Regions from separate parts of the Homo sapiens genome. Here region 2 is linked to region 1. A link is an interaction called in ENCODE POLR2A ChIA-PET data of the cell type or tissue named here. Cell type or tissue: GM12878. All regions are shown on one strand. Each heading gives the region's core, and the rest is flanking DNA. Links, peaks and the distances in the headings are about the cores only.

What was found. ChIA-PET counts read pairs that join two places held together with the same protein. Peaks named below come from ENCODE experiments on the same cell type or tissue, not always from the same donor. Only the 100,000 strongest peaks of a DNase experiment are listed, where the experiment ranks them.
Region 2: POLR2A ChIA-PET joins it to region 1 with 7 read pairs; 9 of 35 experiments call an interaction of 5 or more read pairs at or near these places.

What each region holds. Positions count from the first base shown.
Region 1 is chr17:409,068-419,830 of GRCh38, forward strand. LIAT1 (ligand of ATE1) reads left to right here and starts at 1,258. Exons shown (of 2, transcript NM_001013672.5): 1 at 1,258-1,579; 2 at 4,081-5,599. The coding sequence starts at 1,276. The coding sequence ends at 5,048. It overlaps LOC105371430 (a long non-coding RNA gene), which reads right to left and starts at 4,956. Exons shown (of 3, transcript NR_136407.1): 1 at 4,912-4,956; 2 at 4,062-4,346. RefSeq lists a silencer at 1,310-1,399 and an enhancer at 7,618-7,767. In GM12878, for the core only: no CTCF peak of the experiment used is centred there; no DNase peak of the experiment used is centred there; H3K4me3 peaks cover 1,568 bases; H3K27ac peaks cover 1,008 bases.
Region 2 is chr17:497,245-508,007 of GRCh38, forward strand. No RefSeq gene overlaps it. Among named protein-coding and RNA genes, the nearest start is that of VPS53-AS1, 20 kb to the right of the region's middle. In GM12878, for the core only: no CTCF peak of the experiment used is centred there; no DNase peak of the experiment used is centred there.

The sequences.
Region 1 (10,763 bases), core at 4,667-7,166:
CAGTGGTGCGATCTCGGCTCACTGCAGGCTCAAGTTCCTCCACAAGTGCCCCTCAGCGCAGCTGGTTAATTTTTTGTAGAGATGGGGTCTCACTACGTTGCCCAGAATGGGCTCAAGCGATCCACCCACCTTGACCTCCCAAAGTGTTGGGACTACGGGTGTCAGCCCTGCACAGAGCCCCACAAGAGTTTAGATCTTGATGTAAATTGTGATGAGGAAGCAATGGAGGACTTTTTGGCTTTTTATGTTTTGTTTTTCATCACTGGAGACTTTTAGCAAGAGAGTGAACGGTTTGGTTGTTTTTAAAAGTTTGTTCTAGCAGCTGTGCGGAAAAAGAGTTCGTGGGGAAGGTTTGAAAGCAGAGACCATTCAGGAGAGGACCCAGAAGTCCCAGTGCCAGACACGGCAGTCGGCCCCAGCCTGGGTAAGGGACAAGGGAGAGGGTAGGGGACACGGAAGCCCACCAGGTTTCCAGCCAGTCCAGCGGTTTTGTTCACTAAAGTGGAAAACCATGAAGAAGTAAGTTTGTTTTGGACACATTGGCTTTGAGAGTCCAGGGTAGATGTACGAGGCTGAAACTCAGGCAATAAAAATTGAGGGGAGAATACACAGCATTTAAAAAGGTACAGGAGGCCGAGCACGGAGGCTCATGCCTGTGATCCCAGCGATCTAGGAGGCCGAGGCGGGAAGATCGATGGAGCCCAGGAGTTCGAGACCAGCCTGAAACCAAAAATCAAAACTCTTAGCCAGGCGTGGGGATGGGAGGCCAAGGCAGGAGGATCGAGGCACGGGACTGGACGAGATGAGTGTCAGCCCAGGGATTTAAAATCTCTCTGCCCACCCTCCCCTTCCTGCGGTCAACTGTCCAGATTCCAACAGACAAAAGCAAGCATGGGCGAACCACCGTGCGCCGCGGTCCCCGACAGAAGCACGCATGCGCACACCTCTGTGTGCGGAGGTTTCCGACAGACGCACGCATGCGCACACTTCTATGCGCGGAGGTCTCCGCAGACAGAAGCACGCATGCGCACATCGCTGTGCCGGTATCGCCAACAGATGGAAGCACGCATGCGCGCACCGCTGCGTACCTAGCACTCCGACAGATGTACGCATGCGCACAACGCTCTGTTCTCGAGATCCCCGACAGAAGCACACATGCGCACACCGCTGTGTGCCAAGGTCGCCAAAAGACGGAAGCACGCATGCGCACACCGCGGTCCGTGGGGCACCGGGCGGAAGCGTCCTGACTGCGCAGGCGCAGCAGGGGTGGTCGCCATGGAGACGCGTGGCCCTGGCCTGGCGGTCCGCGCTGAGAGTCGCCGATTAGTCGGCATCGGGCCTCGGGCGCCCCCGGGGCGGGTTGGGTTGCAGCCCAGCGGGCGGCTGGACCGCCGCGGTGGGGCGGGGACAATGGGGTACAAGGACAACGACGGCGAGGAGGAGGAGCGGGAGGGCGGCGCCGCGGGCCCGCGGGGGTCTAGACTGCCCCCCATCACAGGCGGCGCCTCCGAGCTGGCCAAACGGAAGGTGAAGAAGAAAAAAAGGAAGAAGAAGACCAAGGGGTCTGGCAAGGGGGACGGTAAGAGGAGCAGCTAGCCCGGCTGCGTCAGCTCCGGTTCCCTGGAGACTCTTTGGGGACCCACCCCCCATTTACCCTTCAGACCGGAAACAGAAGCTCAGTGGTCCCGGACCGAGGTCCTCCTGCTCCCCACACATGCCCGTCAGCAGCACGTTGATGCCCCAGCCCCACCCGTGGAGACCATCCACCAACTCTGCGGTCCCTTAGCCCCACACAGAGACCCCTACAGATATCCACCATTCCTAAGAGCCTTCCAGCCCCACACAAAGACACCCTCTCAACTTCCTAATCCCTCAGCCAAAACTGGCAGTCTTAAACGTCTGCGCCTTCCCCACAGAGGCCCTCCTCACAAGACACTTTCCCCACCCCAAACACATTGATGCCACATGAAAGGCCCTCACTCTCATGCACAGAGAAGGGCAGACTCCTGCCTCCCCTCCTCCCACCCTCTTGCGTTAAGGCTGCCTGCCTGTGGATGCGCGGTAGACACCCACACCCACAGACGTGTGTATTAAAGGTCCTCGCTGCATGGGCTCCCCCTCGCACCCACCAAGGGGCAGCCTTGGACTGCACAAACCCCATGACACCAGTCACTGTGACATCCTCCTATAATCCCTGACACCCTCAACCACTCCCCGCTTCATATCAGTGTAACACCCACAGTGAAACTAAAGGGCGGGGGACACCCTCAACCACTCCCCCCACCTTCTATCAATGTAACACCAACAGTGAAACTAAAGGGCGGGACGCAGTGGCTCACACCTGTAATCCGAGCACTTTGGGAGGCCGAGGTGGGAGGATCACTTGAACCCAGGACTTCCAGGCTGCAGTGAGCTATGATCGCACCATTGCACTCCAGCCTGGGCAACAAGCAAGACCCTGTCTCTCAAAAAAACAAACAAGAAAACTAAAGCACAGATCCCCCTCATGCACACACATTCCTAGTCTACACACACAGACTGTTAATACGTTATCCATTCGCGTGTGTAGTCATATGCAGGCAGGAATTGCAGTCTCTCTCAGGGACACCTTCACAAACACACATACCCTACCTGCCATAAACCCCAGTCCCTACATCTCACCAAGCTCTTCTTGTAGAACCCCTACATTTCTTGACAAGGGGACTGAGCACCCACTTTGAGGAGAGAGAGCACAGCAGTGACAGAGAATGCAGGTGCCCGTGAGTGCTGTGAGGCCACTGTCGCCCGTGTGGTCCACCTCAGTGGCTTTGGCTGTCTGGGAGAGGGCTCTAAGCTCCAGTTCTGGGGCCTGGCCCTCTGTGGCAGAGCTGGCACCAAGGCAAGCAGGAGGCAGAGTGGCAGCCTCGCCCATATGGACCGTGCAGTGTGGGAAGGGAGCAATGGGAAGATGATAAGTACTTCTCAGGCGTAATACAAAGGCAAGAAAATTCTGCAGTTCAGGTCAAGAAGCCCTGTGTGGCTGGGCACATGGCTCACGCCTGTAATCCCAGCACTTTGGGAATTCAAGACCAGCCTGGCCAACATGGTGAAACCCCGTCTCTACTGAAAATACAAAAATTAGCTGGGCATGGTGGCAGGCACCTAGAATTGCTTGAACCTGAGAGGCGGAGGTTGCAGTGAGCCAAGATTGTGCCACTGTGCTCCAGCCTGGGTGGCAGAGTGAGACTCAGTCTCAAAAAAAAAAAAAGCCCTGTGTGTATCTGCAAAAAGAAATTTGGCAGTTCATTGTCCTTTTGGCGTAGCTTTTCACTGTAGAAATTACAGTGACATGTGCCTCATACCATCAGCAGGGGGCACCAGATAGTTTCCAGGGCGTAGCAAGGGAGGGAAATGTCAAAAGATGATTTCTTTCTCTCTCCCCTAAAATAAAAGGACGAGCTGATGAAAGAACCACAATTTGTAGCATTTTATGTGCATGTTAAATAATTCTGAAGTGCTATTGATGTTAAAAAAAAAAATCAGTACAAGCCATACAGCAGAAGTATTTCTGGCTTGGCATAATACTGCTTTCAGTCAAATTTAGGAAGCTTTTCTGTTGTTTTCCGTTCCTTCCATCATAAAGTGTCTAGACTAGGGTAGAGTCACAGACTCCCAGAACTGGGAATGGCCGTGGTGAGCACATGGCGAGGATGGATGAGGGCAGCACGGCCCAGTGGAAAGAATGGGGCATTGGGGGCCCAGCCTGCACTCAGGTCCCAGCTCTGCCACTCGCTCATGACATTGGCAAGTTCCTGAACCTTTTGGAGCTTCGGTTTCCTCACCCGAAGAATAGGGCCGATCGCCTTTACCCAGACGGCCTGGCTCAGACTGTGTGCTCAATGAATGGTTCCTCCTGCCCTGAAATGATTTCAGCAAAATCACACAGGCAGGTGGGCACGAGGCTGGTGGGCTTGGCAGCCTGAGCCCTGGGTACGGAGGGGCCCCCATCCTCCTCTTCCATCTTGGGTGATTTTGGCACCATCCCCAGCAGGCCAAGGTCAGACATTGCCACAAACACTAACCTGCTCATCTACTCAGCAGATAAACATCAGAGTCAGAGCCTGAAGAGCCAGCCGCTTTCTTCCTCCTTTCATGACATCTTAAGTCCTTGCAAAGAGCGTGGCCCGAAACCAGAGCACAGACAGAGCAAAGTGGAAAAGAAGCACCTCCCTTCTGACTCCTCCACCGTCAGCCTCCCCGACTTTGCCGAAATAGAGAACCTTGCGAATCGGATCAACGAAAGTCTGCGTTGGGATGGAATTCTTGCTGACCCGGAGGCAGAGAAGGAAAGGATTCGCATCTATAAACTGAATCGGAGAAAACGGTACCGGTGCTTGGCCCTCAAGGGCTTCCACCCCGACCCCGAGGCCCTCAAGGGCTTCCACCCCGACCCCGACGCCCTCAAGGGCTTCCACCCCGACCCCGAGGCCCTCAAGGGCTTCCACCCCGACCCCGAGGCCCTCAAGGGCATCCACCCCGACCCCGAGGCTCTCAAGGGCTTCCACCCCGACCCCGAGGCCCTCAAGGGCTTCCACCCCGACCCTGAGGCCCTCAAGGGTTTCCACACTGACCCCGAGGCCCTCAAGGGTTTCCACATTGACCCCGAGGCCCTCAAGGGCTTCCACCCCGACCCCAAGGCCCTCAAGGGCTTCCACCCCGACCCCAAGGCCCTCAAGGGTTTCCACACTGACCCCGAGGCCCTCAAGGGCTTCCACCCCGACCCCAAGGCCCTCAAGGGCTTCCACCCCGACCCCGAGGCCCTCAAGGGCTTCCACCCCGACCCCGAGGCCCTCAAGGGCTTCCACCCCGACCCCGAGGCCCTCAAGGGCTTCCACACTGACCCCAATGCCGAGGAGGCCCCTGAGAACTTACCCTACCTCTCGGACAAAGATGGCAGCTCCAGCCACAGGCAGCCCACGTCGAAAGCCGAGTGCCCCAATCTCTGTTTTGAAGGAAACCTTACCCCAAAGCTTCTACACTCTGACTTAGCTCCTACTCTGCTGGAGTGAAAATCTACCCACGACGCTCACAAACTTATAATTCCTCCTCACCACAAGTTTATGTGTTAAAAACCATCATCATAAAAGGAAATGAGACCCGTATCTGAAGGAAACAGATGTTCGGTACACGGACGACGCCGACTCTCCCATCACCAAGCTGCCCTCGGTTGCCCAGGAGAGCCACAGTGCCTTGAGAACATAAGCAATTTAGTGAACAGAGTTCTTTTCAGAATTTCCTTTTTCTTAAGTAAGCATCTCTGTTACTTAATTTCTCACCACAGCTAGATGTCTATAATCTGCCCCAAAAAGAAAAGAAAGCGTGTAGATGATTTACCTCTTAAGTCTCAATCTCATGGTGAAACTCCTCACACGGTACCTGCTTCTGTTGGCCGGAGGACGATGCCCTGAACCTCTTGGAGCCTTTTTCTGTTTTAATTAAATGCATGGCCTGCCTTTATATGGCCTCAAATAAGTGGGTTCCAGAACTCCATCCCTGGGAAGTTACCATGGGAAGTCCCAAGAGGAATACTGCTTCTTTCATAAACATGGTCCTCTCCTAATCCTCCATTATAAAAAGCCTCGCTACGCCGCGTCTCCTAAATACACATTCCTCCCCTCCACAAGTAGCCAGTGAGTGAGGGCCACGTGCTGTCGTCGTTTGTGCTCTCCCAGAAGCAGCCCCTGAGACGAGGGTTCAAATGCAAGTAGATTATCTGGGAGGTGAAGAAAGGATGAGTAGAGGGTGATACAGAGAAGGGAAGACGGCCAATCCTGGGACTTTTCTTTTTAGACAGGATCCCGCTCTGTTGCCCAGGCTGGAGTACCAGTGGCGAAATCATAGCTCTCACTGCACTCCACCTCGTGGGCTCAGATGATCCTCCCGCCTCAGCCCCCTAAGTAGCAGGGACTATAGGTGAGTGCCACCACGCCTGGCTAATTTTAAAAATTTTTTGTAGAGATTGGAGGGGGTGTGGTCTCACTATGTTGCCCAGGCTGGTCTCGAACTCCTGGCCTCAAGCAGTCCTCCCACCTTGGCCTTCCACAACATTACAGGCATATGAGCCACTGTGTCTGGCCCCCCTTCCAGGGACTATTAGGCCAGCTTTCATACTGGGCTTAATTCCACAGGGAAACCCACTTCTAGAATTATCCCACCTGGGGGTGAGGAAGCTGGGGTATTTATACTCCCCAAAGGCATTGGCCGAGGGCTGGTCGTGTGTGTGTGTGTGTGTGTGTGTGTGTGTGTGTGTGTGTCCTGGCATTTCTAGCTGAAAGGTTGTGTGTGTGTGTGTGTGTGTGTGTGTGTGTGTCCTGGCATTTCTAGCTGAAAGGTGTGTGTGTGTGTGTGTGTGTGTGTGTGTGTGTGTGTGTCTCTCCTGGCATTTCTAGCTGAAAGGTCCAAAGGAAAAGGGTGGTCTCTGGGGAAGCCTCAGCTACCTCAGCAACACCGTGGGTCTGAGAGGGACAGCATGGAGGGCTAAGATGAGATTCCTGACCTTCAAGAGGTTACAGTGTTCTGGGGTAGACAAAAAATGAATGTACACTGTACACAGGAGAGGTTAAAGCCGATACAGACATCACAGAATGCTCATTTGAAAGTTAAGTGAAAATGGCTGGGCGCAGTGGCTCAGGCCTATTATCCCAACACTGGGAGGCTGGGGCAGGTGGATCATCTGAGGTCGGGCATTCGAGACCAGCCTGGCTAATATGGTGAAACCCTGTCTCTGGTAAAAGTACAGAATTAACCAGGTATGGTTGCAGGTGCCTGTAGTCCCAGCTCCTCAGGAGGCCGAGGCAGGAGAATCGCTTGAACCCAGGAGGCGGAGGTGGCAGAGCCAAGATGGTGCCACTGCACTCCACCCTGGGCAACAGAGCAAGACTCTGTCCGAAAAAAGAAAAAAAAGTTAAGTGGGCATCGTGGTCCCTGCTAGCTCTGGGCTGGCAGAGCAGCCCTCTTCTGACCCTTCCTTAAAAGGCCAGTTACAGTTTCCACATTTGCCCTTGCACCCTGTCAAAATATACTGAAGAGACATTTGGAAGAGTCCTCTCCTGCCATGGAGAATGGTTAGCAGACAGGAACGGGCCTCCCTGTGCTGAGGCCAGGCCTGTCCTCTGCTCTCCATGGAGAGGAAGGGGCAGGAAATACTCCAGTGCCAGCCACAGGACCTCGCTTGTGCCCCAGGGTATTAAAGGCAGAGACAGAACAGAGGGCAGCCACGGGGCTGGCATCTCATGTGCCCTCCGGGTCTACCACAGTGGCTGGAGCCTGGGGCACAGAGGAGTGTGAGGGTGCACTGGGCTGAGACGGTCGCTTAGCAGCGCCTTCCATGGCGGTGAGAGGCAGGGGTGGGGGCTGTGGTCATCTCCCAGCTGCGAGGTAACATTCTGGGAAAGTAGCTAAGATGGCGAGCTTTGACACCAGAGCTGAATTCACCTCTTTCCCACCACATGCTAGCACTGTGGCCCCTGGCAGATTGCTTCACCTCTCCGAGCCTTAGTTACCTCATCTGAAAACCGGACTGCAAATTCCTGCCTTAGTGCTGTGAGAATCGAGTGCAATGAGGCATCTAGCATGGCGCCTGGCACCCAGGAAACAAACTACGAGTTTTCATCAGTGGTATTTCAGGTTGACGTGGCCACATGTCTGCTAGAGAGACTGTCCCGAGTAATGGTGTAGACCTTACCTCCTGGAAGGGTCAGCTTCACAAACGAAATCTGGCTTCAGTGGCTGGCCAAGAGAGAGAATTCACACACAGAGAACAAATGACGGGGGCCCCGGAGCAGGAGAGAGTGGAGCAGGAAGGAAGCCGGGGCCCTGAAGGCCGGTGCTTAACGTATAATGATAGAAAGCAGGTGGGGTGAAGGTTCCTGGAACACACAAGTAGCTTCAACTCAGAACACCTTGGGTTCGAAGTTTGCATATCTTCCTCACACCCAGGCTGTAGCAGTGAGGACTCCTTCAGGGCAAGAAACAAACCACAGTGAAAACCACCTTACAGACCAAGGGGAATGGTTGACTTTTTTTTTCTTTTTCTTTTTTTTTTTTTTTTGAGATGGAGTTTCACTCTCGTCACCCAGGCTGGAGTGCAAAGCACCATCTTGGCTCACCACAACCTCCGCCTTCTGGGTTCAAGCGATTCTCCTGCCTCAGCCTCCTGAGTAGCTGGGATTACAGGCATGTGCCACCACGCCCGGCTAATTTTTGTAGTTTTAGTAGAGATGGGGTTTCACCATGTTGGCCAGGCTGGTCTAGAACTCCTGACCTCAAGTGATCCACTCGCCTCGGACTCCCAAAGTGCTGGGATTTACAGGCGTGAGCTACCACGCCTGGCCGGAATGGTTGACTTATAAAGCCAACAGTCCAGGGTTGCCTGTGGCTTCAGTCATGGCTGGATCCAGGAGGTCACACTGTGTCATCAAAATGTCTCTCTCTGCGTATTTCACCTCTGCCTCCTCCATATCAGCTTTATGTTCAGGCAGGTTCTCATCACAGGATGACAAAGACAGCCACTGATATCCTTATAATTTTGTAAGGAAAAGAGAGTTACTCCTCTGTCCGTATCCAGTGTCCGTATCAATCCCAAGAAGGTCTCTGGCCTGGCAGGGGTCATATGTCCATCAGTGGACTAATCGTAGCAGCCAGGCGAATACAGTGTTTGATGGCTACAGAGACCTAGAACGTGGAGCAGGGCAGGGCAGCCCAACAGGATGCAGTGTTTGATGGCTACAGAGACCTAGAACGTGGAGCGGGGCAGGACATCCCAGCAGCCAGGTGAATGCAGTGTTTGATGGCTACAGAGACCTAGAACGTGGAGCGGGGCAGGGCAGCCCAACAGGACGCATGAACTAAACAGATTGTTACAGAATCTATCCAGAATCTGGCTGGGCGCAGTGGTTCATGCCTGTAATCCCAGCACTTTGGGAGGCCAAGGCAGGAGGATCACTTAAGGTCAGGAGTTTGAAACCAGCCTGGCCAACATGATGAAACCCTGTCTGTACTGATAATACAAAAATTAACCAGCGTGGTGGCACGCACCTGTAGTCCCAGCCACTTGGGAGGCTAAGGTGGGAGAATCACTTGAACCTGGGAGGCAGACGCTGCCGTGAGCTGAGATCACGCCACTTGCACTCCAGCCTGGGCAACAAAGCGAGATTCCAGCAAAAAAGAAAAAAAAAAAGAAAGGGAAAGGAAGAAAAGGAAGGAAGGAAGGAAAGAAAGAAACGGAAAGGAAGAAAAGGAAGGAAAGGAAGGAAGGAAGGAAAAGAAAGAGAAAGAAAGAAAGAAAAAGAATGTATCCAGAATGTCTCTGTCTCTCTCTCTCCTCTCTTTGAGACAGGGTCTGGTTCTGTCACAGAGGCTGGAGTGCAGTGGCATGATCTAGGCTTACCGCAACCTCCACCCCCTAAGCTCAAACGATCCTCCCCCTTCAGCTTCCTGAGTAGCTGGGACTACAGGCGCACACCACTATGACTGGCTAATTTTTGTATTTTTTGGTAGAGAGGCTAGTCTCAAACTCCTGAGCTCAAGCGATCGGCCCGCCTCAGCCTTCCAAAGTGCTGGGATTACAGGCATGAGCCACTGTGCCCGGCCAATCCAGAGTCTGTGTAGAATATAGAGTGATTCCCTAAGAGACGATAAGTAGAACAGGTTTGTCCATTGCTTTCCAAATGAAGAATGATTCCTTTTAATTTTCACTTTTTAAATGTTTTATACCCCATCCAATGACCTATCAAGAATGATTCATTTTTGGTGAGGCGCCGTGGCTCATGCCTGTAATCCCAGCACTCTGGAAGGCTGAGGCAAGTGGATTGCTCAAGTCCAGGAGTTAAGAGACCGGCCTAGGTAACATAGCAAAACCCCATCTCTACAAAATATACAAAAATTATCCCAAGTAGTCCCAGCTACTTGGGAGCCTGAGGTAGGAGGATCGCTTGAGCCTGGGAGGCAGAGGTTGCAGTGAGCCAAGATTGTGCCACTGCACAATCAGCCTGGGTGACAGAGCAAGACCCTGTCTCAAAAAAAAGATATATATTTTTAAAAGCCTCTGACCAAGGGTCATGGGAGTGGCTCATAGGGCTTGAGTCCATCTCAATTGACCTGAATTGACTACATGCTTATCTCCAAGACTACAGACCCTTGGACATTGCTATGGAATCCATAAAGACAAACAATGCTCTGTAATCATGGGCCCGTGAGTTGTTTTGGAGCAGAGTGTGGCAACCTTCAGCACTGTTCAGTAATAACATTTGGGGTTACGATTTGCACCTGGTTTTGGTGACACCTGAGTTTCCACCTTTAAAGCTAGTCACGTAGCTAGAATGTGCCCACATGACCAACTCAGAATAGGAGACCCCCAGCATGAGAAGACTCTGGGTTTCCTGGCACCGAGATGCTTCGTACACACACAGGTAGTGGTTTGAGACTCAGGAACAAGGCGCTCCTGCGTGAGCCTCGTGAACATCCACCATGGGCCCCACAGGAAGACAAGCTCAGGGCTGTGGCCGCCTTTATGCGGTTGGCGTGGTAAATGGCCCCCAAGGATCTCTGCCTCCTGGTATTCATGCTCGTCTCTTGAATGCGGGTTGAACCTGTTGGCTCTTTCTAGTGAATAGAATATGGCAAAAGTGATGGGATGTCACTTCCAAGAGGAAGTTACAAAAAGAGACTGTGTTCAGGAGGAGGAAGAGAAGCAATGGGTAGGTGGAGACGGGGATATTTAGGGC
Region 2 (10,763 bases), core at 4,447-6,946, 88 kb after region 1:
AGCCACAGTGGCTTCACGTACCCCTCTCCTATCCCCAGTTCAGAGCAGAATACATGCAGGCTGGAGGCAGCTGTGGTTTGCAGCCTGATACTTGCTGAAGACATTTACATGCTTTGAAGAAATGTGTTTCAGTTTTGGGTCTTTACTGAGAATGAGCCAGAGGGGGAAGAACTTGTGGTGAGGGAGGGTCTTATCTCTTCCCAGGCCACATCAGCCTGGGGCCAACTGGGGCAGTGTTGTTGCCCCTCTCCCCGCTCCCTTGTAGGACTTCCACCCCCACCTCCAACCACTGACAAGTACGTCTGGGAATCCCCGAAGATGTCTTTCATAAGCTCATAAATAAACCTGGTCACACTTATGGAATGCCTGCTCTTAATTTTCTTTTCTTTTTCTAGCCCTCACTGTCCTGGCCTCTGGTTCTGCTAAGGTGTGTGACGGTGGACCACCATGGTCCTCCGATTGGGTGCCCCTGCTACAAGTACCATCAGCCCCTGCAGCCTCTTGAGAGAGGTGACAGTGGTGGCACATGGGTACGGTCCCCTTGCCCTTTGCCCCTTGCCCCTTGCCAGGCACCGCCCAAAGCCCTGGGCACTGCTGCCGGTGCTGGTGGTGGCAGAGGCCCCTGTGGCTCTCGGGCATTAGCCTGTAGGTCTTCTGCTGCAAAGCGCCTCTCACCCCTCCTGGTTGCGTGGGTGGGGTGGTCCTGAAGCCCCGTGGCTTCCTTTATTTCTGCCTTCTCTGTAGAATTCAAACATGAACCCTGCAGGGCTAGACCAAGACACAAATATCAATTTCTAAAAACACCCCTTTGAGGGTTGGGCACGGCGGCTCACGCCTGTAATCCCAGCGCTTTGGGAGGCCGAGGCGGGTGGATCACCTGAGGTCAGGAGTTCGAGACCATCCTGGCCAACAGGGTGAAACCCCATCTGTACAAAAAATACAAAAAATAGCCGGGTGTGGTGGCGCATGCCTGTAGTCCCAGCTACTCAGGAGGCTGAGGCGGGAGGATTGCTTGAGCTCAGGAGAGATCAGTCTGGGCAACACGGTGAAACACCATCTCTACAAAAAATACAAAAACTAGCCTGGTGTGGTGCTGGGCGCCTGTAGTCCCAGCTGCTTGGGAGGCTGAGGTGGGAGGATCGCTGGAACCTGGGAGGCAGAGGCTGCAGTGAGCCAAGATCGCACCACTGCACTCCAGCCTAGGTGACACAGTGAGAGCCTGTTGAAAGAAAGAGAGAGAGAAAGAAAGAGAGAGAAAGGGAGGGAGGGAGGGATGGAGGGAAAAGGAGAGGAGAGGAGAGAAAGGCAAGGCAGAGGAGGGAGGGGAGCTTGGCCAAGGTGGTGGCACCTGGGAGGCTTATCTGGCATCCTGGCAGCAAGGCTGGGAGGCTGGTGGTGAGCACCTGGCCCATGCTGATCTTCCCACCTCCCTGGCCTCTACTGACGTGTAACTTGTTCTGCTCGGCCATTGAGTGCCACTCTCTGCTTTTTTTCTTTGAGACAGAGTCTCTGTGGTCCAGGCTGGAGTGCAGGAGTGCAATCTCAGCTCACTGCAACCTCCGCCTCCCAGGTCCAAGGGATTCTACTACCTCAGCCTCCAGAGTCACTGGGACTACAGGCACCTGCCACCACGCCCAGCTAATTTTTGTATTTTTAGTAGAGACATGGTTTCACCATGTCGGCCAGGCTGGTCTCACACTCCTGACCTCAAGTGATCCACTCGCTTCAGCCTCCCAAAGTTCTGGGATTACAGGCGTGAGCCACCGCGCCTGGCCATTCTCAGCAATTTAATTTAATTTAATTTTGAGACAGAGTCTTTCTCTGTCACCCAGGCTGGAGTGCAGTGGCATGATCTCAGCTCACTGTAACCTCTGCCTCCCAGGTTCAAGCCATTCTCCTGCCTCAGCCTCCCAAGTAGCTGGGACTACAGGCATGCACCACTACACCAGCTGATTTTTGTATTTTTAGTAGAGACAGGCTTTCGCCATGTTGGCTGGGCTGGTCTTGAACTCCTGACCTCGGGTGATCCGCCTGCCTCGGCCTCCCACAGTGCTGGGATGACAGGCAGGAGCCAGCACACCCAGCCCTACTGTCTGCTTTGGTGTCCACGTGCCGCCTGCTTTCCATTCTGCTTGTTCCAAATCCAGGTCTCAGCCAATGTGCTGGTCCTTTCACTACTTCTGGGAGCTTGGGAGCTCTTAGCAGCCATTACCTGCCCATGATTGGGTAGGAGGGACTCTGCGGTACACAGAGGCCTCCCCCTTAGGCCTTTCTAACTGGACAGCACCCTCAGGTCCTCACTCGCTGTCTCCTGGTGCCTTGTTGAACACAGAACTTTTCTCTGGGGGCTTCAGTCTCACAGGGGCATTGCTGGAAGCCAGACAGTGGCTTCTAGATTAGCATCCTCCTCAAGCTGATGGGGGTGCTTCTCCTACTGGGGCTCAGCCCAGAGTGCTGGGGCTCCGGGTTTCTTCTCAGGGACCTACAAGCCTTTAAGCCTCTCTGGCTTTTCTTTTCTCATCTGCTGGGCAAAATCCACTTTCTTTCTTTTTAGGTGGAAAAAAAATGTTTATGTCCAGATGCCCGGTCCCTGTGATGATAGTGTGGATTGGGTGCAAAAATGCTTCAGCATTTTGGTTCTTAACATTTAAAGGCAGATTTTTAGAATAAGAAAACAAACCAAAACAGCATTCCAACATTCTTACATTGATAGCACGGATTCCAAGACTTTTGTCTCTACTGCAGAATTACAAAAGTCTGCACAAGAATTCAAGCAATTATCTCGATACCATCTGCACCTGAGCGCAGTGCATAGACGAGGCCCCACCTGCTGCTGCGGAAAGGGGCAAAGAATAGAAAAACAACCACTTAACAGCAAAATGTGACTTCGCTACCTATCCAAAGGATGATCATTGATGTCCTGAGAGAACCAAGAAATCACGCACTGGAGGACCCCTGACCGGGAGGAAAGGCAGGGGTCTTTACTCAGTAGATCTTGAATAAGAACACTCTCTTGCAAGACACAGTTGGGTCACAGCTGGCCTTGTGCAATGAAAACCAAAGGGGAACTTCTGCTTACTGGGTTTCTACAGATAGAGATGAAACTACATCCTCTCTCTCAAGAAACAGGAAAAGCCACGCAGGATGAGTGAGGATGTGCGGTGGGTACCCACACACCCACCATGGGGATGTGCAGCAAAACCAACTGCAGCAGGTGTTTTGGCAAGAGCTAGCGGGCTTTTTTTGTTTGTTTGTTTTTTGAGACAGAGTCTCGCACTGTTGCCCAGGCTGGAGTGCAGTGGCACGATCTTGGCTCACTGCAAGCTCCGCCTCCCAGGTTCCAGCGATTCTCCTGCCTCAGCCTCCCGAGTAGCTGGGGTTACAGGCGCCGGCCACCACGCCCAGCTAATTTTTTGTATTTTTAGCAGAGACAGGGTTTCACTGTGTTAGCCAGGATGGTCTTGATCTCCTGACCTTGTGATCCGCCCGTCTCGGCCTCCCAAAGTGCTGGGATTAAAGGCATGAGCCACCACGCCCGGCCAGCTAGCGACATTTTAAATGTACACCTCCTTTAATCTGATTTTTCTCCTTTTTGAAACAGGGTCTCCCTGTCACCCAGGCTGGAGTGCAGCAGTGCAATCACAGCTCACTGCAGCCTTGACATCCCAGGGTTCAAGCGATCCTCCCGTCTCAGCCTCCCGAGTAGCTGGGACTACAGGAGCGCACCACCACACCCGGATAATTTTTTGTAGAGATGGGGTTTCACCGTGTTGCCCAGGTCACTCTCAAACTCCTGGGCTCAAGTGATCTGCCTGACTTGGTCTTCCAAAGTCCTGGGATTATAGGTGTGAGCCACCATGCCCAGCCTTAATCATTTTAAGTGGAAATGTAACCATTTTAGGATAATGTCCTACAAAAATGTGAGTACAAGCAAGCAAAGACATTTGCAGAAAGATTTTCACAGATGATGTGAGTCTAATGCCAAAAAACTAAACACAGCCTTTTGGCTATATTGCTAGAAGACTGGCTGTCTCAGTGTATTCACGCTGCTACAATAAAATGCCACGGACTAATTGATAAATAGTAGATCGTTGTTCCTTACAGCTCTGGAGGCCAGGACGTCGAAGATCAGGTGCTGACGGACTCCGTGCCCAGTGAGGGCTGCTCTTTGCTTCCAAGATGGCGCCATGTTGCTTGTTACATGGCAGAAGGCAGAAAGTCACAGGGTGTCACACAGCTCCCCTGCACCTCTTTATAAGGTCATAATCCCATTCTTGAGGCCCCTTCTTCATGATTTAACCACCTCCTAAGGGCCCCACATCTTAATACTATCACATCGGGGATTCACTTTCAACATAAGAATTTTGGAGGGACATATACATTCAAACCATAGCACTGATGACATAAATGATGGGACCGGGTGAAGTGGCTCACGCCTGTAATCCCAGCACTTTGGGAGGCCAAGGAGGGCAGATCACCTGAGGTCAGGAGTTTGAGACCAGCCTGGCCAGCATGGCGAAACCCTGTCTCTACTAAAAAATACAAAAATTAGCCAGGCGTGGTGGCGGGCGCCTGTAATCCCGGCTACTCAAGAGGCTGAGGCAGGAGAATCGCTTGAACCTGGCAGAAGGAGGTTGCAGTGAGCCGAGATCGCACCATTGCACTCCAGCAGCCTGAGGACAGGGCGAGGCTCCGTCTCAAAAAAAAGAAAAAAAATGATGGCATAGCTGAGCTATAAAGCACCAAGCAGCCATTAAAAATAATGAGTAGATCTATACATGGCAAGGGAAAAGTCCAAGATGTACAGTCAGCCTTCTGCATCTGCCAGTTCTGCAGCTACAGATTCAACCAACTCTGGAATGAAAATACAGAATTCTCAGGATGCTGAGAAGTCAAGACCCAAATTTTTGTGCCCACAGGTTCCACAGGGCTGACTCGGGGCCTGGGACCTGAGCATCCAGGATTTTGTTATCTGGCAGGTGGGGGGGCCTGCTTCATGTTAATTTCTTTTTTTTTTTTTTCCTTTGACAAAGTATCTCCTTTTTCCCACATACAGATACAGAGAAATCTTCACAGGAGAGTAGGACTTCTGATATATTTCCATGTAGTGGTTTTTTTTTTGTTGTTGTTTTTTGAGACAGTCTCACTCTGGCTGGAGTGAACTGGCATGATCTCAGCTCACTGAAAGCTCCACCTCCCGGGTTCAAGTGATTCTCCTGCCTCAGCCCCCCGAGTAGCTGGGATTACAGGCATGTGCCACCAAAACTGGCTAATTTTTTTTTTTTTCCCCTGAGATGGCGTCTCGCCTATTGCCCAGGCTGGAGTGCAATGGCGCGATCTTGGCTCATTGCAACCTCCGCCTCCCAGACTCAAATGATTCTCCTGCCTCAGCCTCCCAAGCAGCTGGGATTACAGGTGTGCGCCATGATGCCTGGCTAATTTTTTGTTATCTTTAGTAGGGATGGGCTTTCACCATGTTGGCCAGGCTGGTCTTGTACTCCTGACCTCGTGATCCGCCCGCCTCGGCCTCCCAAAGTGCTGGGATGACAGGCGTGAGCCACCGCGCCCGGCCCCACTGTACTTTAAAAATGAGCATTGCTACTGCAATATTATAGGGTAATAGCAGCACAGGCCACACTGAGCCATCAGTGTCGTCGGTTTTGAGAAGAGACCCGCTGGAGCCAGGCTCTTTAGCTCCTTCTGAGAAACCCTACGGAAAGAGGCGTGGAGCAGGCCCAGCCGGGAGCCCAGGGAGAGTGGACTCCGCACACCGAGACCCGCCTGAGCAGCAGAGAATGGCTTCCGGCTTCCGCACACCGAGACCCGCCGGTGCAGGGGTGAATGGCTTCCGGCTTCCGCACACCGAGACCCGCCGGTGCAGGGGTGAATGGCTTCCGGCTTCCGCACACCGAGACCCACCTGAGCAGCAGAGAATGGCTTCCGGCTTCCGCACACCGAGACCCGCCTGAGCAGCAGAGAATGGCTTCCGGCTTCCGCACACCGAGACCCGCCGGTGCGGGCTTCCTGGGACTTCCATTCTTGATTTGTTGGGGCAAGATTTTCTTTTGATTTCTGTGACTGTTCTCTGTGTAATCATTAAGAAAAAAATGTTATGATAAACTAACCATATTGGCTGACAGCCAGAGTGGTTAGGGGTGAGTAAGGTGTTGAGATTGAGGCCCTAGGAAAGGAAGGTGGAGCCATTTAGAAATGGGGAATTCAGCCGGGTGCGGTGGCTCATGCCTGTAATCCCCACACATTGGGAGGCCGAGGCGGGAGGCTCACTTGAGCCCAAGAGTTTGAGACAAGACTGGGCAATAGAATAAGACCCTGTCTCAAAAAAAAAAAAAAAAAAAAAAAAAAGAGAGAGAGACAAGAAAAGAAAAAAAGAAAAATGGGGGATTCAGGAAGGAAGCTGAGCTTACCTCGAGATGGTGCATATAAGCTAATGATGGGAGTTGGCTAGAAGACAGGAACTGAAAATTGGGGGGAGCTCAGGTGTAGCTGGTGTTTGCACCTGTGATGGCAGGTAAGTCCTCAGGAGCCTGGCATGAAAACAGGGGGCCTAAGACCTCGAGGCCTGGCCGCTGTCAAGGCTCAGAAGGAGAGGAGAGCTGGGGAAGGAGACTAAGAAGTCCCAGAGCCAGTAAAGCAGTTAAGGGAGAATTCCGGAGAGAGGAGGACTCACAGAGTTAAGGGAGAATTCCGGGGAGAGGGGGACTCACACAGTTAAAGGAGTATTCCGGGGAGGAGGACTCAGAGTTAAGGGAGGATTCCGGGGAGAGGGGGACTCACACAGTTAAAGGAGTATTCCAGGGAGGAGGACTCAGAGTTAAGGGAGAATTCCGGGGAGAGGGGGACTCACACAGTTAAAGGAGTATTCCGGGGAGGAGGACTCAGAGTTAAGGGAGGATTCCAGGGAGAGGGGGACTCACACAGTTAAAGGAGGATTCCAGGGAGAGGGGACTCACACACAGATGCCCCTCCACAGATGATGGGGTTACGTCCCAATAAACCCACTGTAAGTTACATTGTTAAGTCAAAAATGCATTTAATACACCTAACCTCCCCAATGTCATAGCTTAGCCTAGCCTACCTTAAACGTGCTCAGAACAGTTACATTATCCTGCAGTTGGGCAGGACAGATGTGAGCCGGGCTAGAAGGGCATCGGTGACCTTCGAGAGAAGGGTCAGGACAGATGTGAGCCAGACGAAGAACCTCAGTGACCTTCGAGAGAAGGAAATGTCAGGACAGATGTGAGCTGGGCTAGAAGGGCATCGGTAACCTTTGAGAGAAGGAAGGGTCAGGACACATGTGAGCCAGATTAGAATAACATCGGTGACCTTCGAGAGAAGGAAGGGTCAGGACAGATGTGAGCCAGATTAGAATAACATCGGTGACCTTCGAGAGAAGGGTCAAGACAGATGTGAGTCAGGCTAGAAGGGCATCGGTGACCTTCCAGAGAAGGGTCAAGACAGATGTGAGTCAGGCTAGAAGGGCATCGGTGACCTTCCAGAGAAGGGTCAAGACAGATGTGAGTCAGGCTAGAAGGGCATCGGTGACCTTCCAGAGAAGGGTCAAGACAGATGTGAGTCAGGCTAGAAGGGCATCGGTGACCTTCCAGAGAAGGGTCAAGACAGATGTGAGTCAGGCTAGAAGGGCATCGGTGACCTTTGAGAGCAGGGTCAGGACAGTGGTTGAGATGGAAGCTGACTTTCTAGAAGGGCATCGGTGACCTTGGAGAGCAGGGTCAGGACAGTGGTTGAGATGGAAGCTGACTTTGTAGAAGAGCATTGGTGACCTTCGAGAGCAGGGTCAGGACAGCGGTTGAGATGGAAGCTGACTTTCTAGAAGAGCACCGGTGACCCTCGAGAGCAGGGTCAGGACAGTGGTTGAGATGGAAGCTGACTTTCTAGAAGAGCACCGGTGACCTTCGAGATCAGGGTCAGGACAGCGGTTGAGATGGAAGCTGACTTTGTAGAAGAGCATTGATGACCTTCGAGATCAGGGTCAGGGCAGTGGTTGAGATGGAAGCTGACTTTCTAGAAGAGCACCGGTGACCCTCGAGAGCAAGGTCAGGACAGCGGTTGAGATGGAAGCTGACTTTGTAGAAGAGCATTGGTGACCTTCGAGATCAGGGTCAGGACAGCGGTTGAGATGGAAGCTGACTTTCTAGAAGAGCACCGGTGACCCTCGAGAGCGGGGTCAGGACAGTGGTTGAGATGGAAGCTGACTTTGTAGAAGAGCATTGGTGACCTTCGAGATCAGGGTCAGGACAGCGGTTGAGATAGAAGCTGACTTTCTAGAAGAGCATTGGTGACCTTCGAGAGCAGGGTCAGGACAGCGGTTGAGATGGAAGCTGACTTTCTAGAAGAGCACCGGTGACCCTCGAGAGCGGGGTCAGGACAGTGGTTGAGATGGAAGCTGACTTTGTAGAAGAGCATTGGTGACCTTCGAGATCAGGGTCAGGACAGCGGTTGAGATGGAAGCTGACTTTCTAGAAGAGCATTGGTGACCTTCGAGAGCAGGGTCAGGACAGCGGTTGAGATGGAAGCTGACTTTCTAGAAGAGCACCGGTGACCCTCAAGAGCGGGGTCAGGACAGTGGTTGAGATGGAAGCTGACTTTGTAGAAGAGCATTGGTGACCTTCAAGATCAGGGTCAGGACAGCGGTTGAGATGGAAGCTGACTTTCTAGAAGAGCACCGGTGACCCTCAAGAGCGGGGTCAGGACAGTGGTTGAGATGGAAGCTGACTTTGTAGAAGAGCATTGGTGACCTTCGAGATCAGGGTCAGGACAGCGGTTGAGATGGAAGCTGACTTTCTAGAAGAGCATTGGTGACCTTCGAGAGCAGGGTCAGGACAGCGGTTGAGATGGAAGCTGACTTTCTAGAAGAGCATTGGTGACCTTCGAGAGCAGGGTCAGGACGGTGGTTGAGATGGAAGCTGACTTTCTAGAAGAGCATTGGTGACCTTCGAGAGCAGGGTCAGGACAGCGGTTGAGATGGAAGCTGACTTTCTAGAAGAGCACCGGTGACCTTTGAGAGCGGGGTCAGGACAGTGGTTGAGATGGAAGCTGACTTTGTAGAAGAGCATTGGTGACCTTCGAGAGCAGGGTCAGGACAGTGGTTGAGATGGAAGCTGACTTTCTAGAAGAGCACCGGTGACCCTCAAGAGCGGGGTCAGGACAGTGGTTGAGATGGAAGCTGACTTTCTAGAAGAGCACCGGTGACCCTCAAGAGCGGGGTCAGGACAGTGGTTGAGATGGAAGCTGACTTTGTAGAAGAGCATTGGTGACCTTCAAGATCAGGGTCAGGACAGCGGTTGAGATGGAAGCTGACTTTCTAGAAGAGCACCGGTGACCCTCAAGAGCGGGGTCAGGACAGTGGTTGAGATGGAAGCTGACTTTGTAGAAGAGCATTGGTGACCTTCGAGATCAGGGTCAGGACAGCGGTTGAGATGGAAGCTGACTTTCTAGAAGAGCATTGGTGACCTTCGAGAGCAGGGTCAGGACAGCGGTTGAGATGGAAGCTGACTTTCTAGAAGAGCATTGGTGACCTTCGAGAGCAGGGTCAGGACGGTGGTTGAGATGGAAGCTGACTTTCTAGAAGAGCATTGGTGACCTTCGAAAGCAGGGTCAGGACAGCGGTTGAGATGGAAGCTGACTTTCTAGAAGAGCACCGGTGACCTTTGAGAGCGGGGTCAGGACAGTGGTTGAGATGGAAGCTGACTTTGTAGAAGAGCATTGGTGACCTTCGAGAGCAGGGTCAGGACAGTGGTTGAGATGGAAGCTGACTTTCTAGAAGAGCACCGGTGACCCTCAAGAGCGGGGTCAGGACAGTGGTTGAGATGGAAGCTGACTTTCTAGAAGAGCACCGGTGACCCTCAAGAGCGGGGTCAGGACAGTGCTTGAGATGGAAGCTGACTTGCTCGGCAGGAATGCATGTGGGGATGGGGGCAGTGGACTCCCTTGACGCACTAACAAAACCGACAGGCTGTGGGGGGGAGTGGCATCAGGAAAAGCAGGGGGACCCCTGTTCACTTCTGCAAGCAGAGGGTGAAAGGGGACAGTCTCTGAAGACCTGGGTGGGGCAAAGGACAGACCCCAGGACTGGACAGCTAGGGAAAGTGGTGTGGTGAGTTGAGAGCAGGATATTGAGAGTGGCATGTACACAAGTGGCTTAGCTTTTGCCGCTCCTCTTCTATGGCGGGGAGTAAGCCAGTGATTAAACCTCTTGAGATCTCAGCATCCCATCTACAAATGGAGGGACTTTGACAAAGTTCCCAACACGGAAACAAACACACCACCCAACCCCGATGCTCTAATTCCAACCTTCATGCCCCAATTCTGAGTTTCCCAACTGGAATGCTGGGGCCACCGCAAAGGTATCCAGCAAATGGCCAGATACTGATCCCTTTAGCCTTGGGGCTGTGGAGGGAGGGAGGTGTCCCCAGGCCCATCACTTCCGGCCCCAGCAGCCTCTTCTGTTGAGGGAAGAGGAGTTACTCATGTCGTCACTTCTGTTTCAAGTCCTGAAAAGGTCGGGAAGCATTGCCTACACAGTCATGCGAGGTCTCAAGCACAAGATTTGGGGCTTTTGGAAGGATTGGGTTCTTCTGATCGCCCACCTCCCTCTGACCAAGCCCCTTCTCCATCCCAGTGACACTGCTTTGTTCTTAGTACTGTCTCCCTTGCACCAGGGGTTACTCAGAGGGTTCTCAGATGTTCTTTCCAAAGGCCACAAGGCCTCGTCTCAGTTGTGC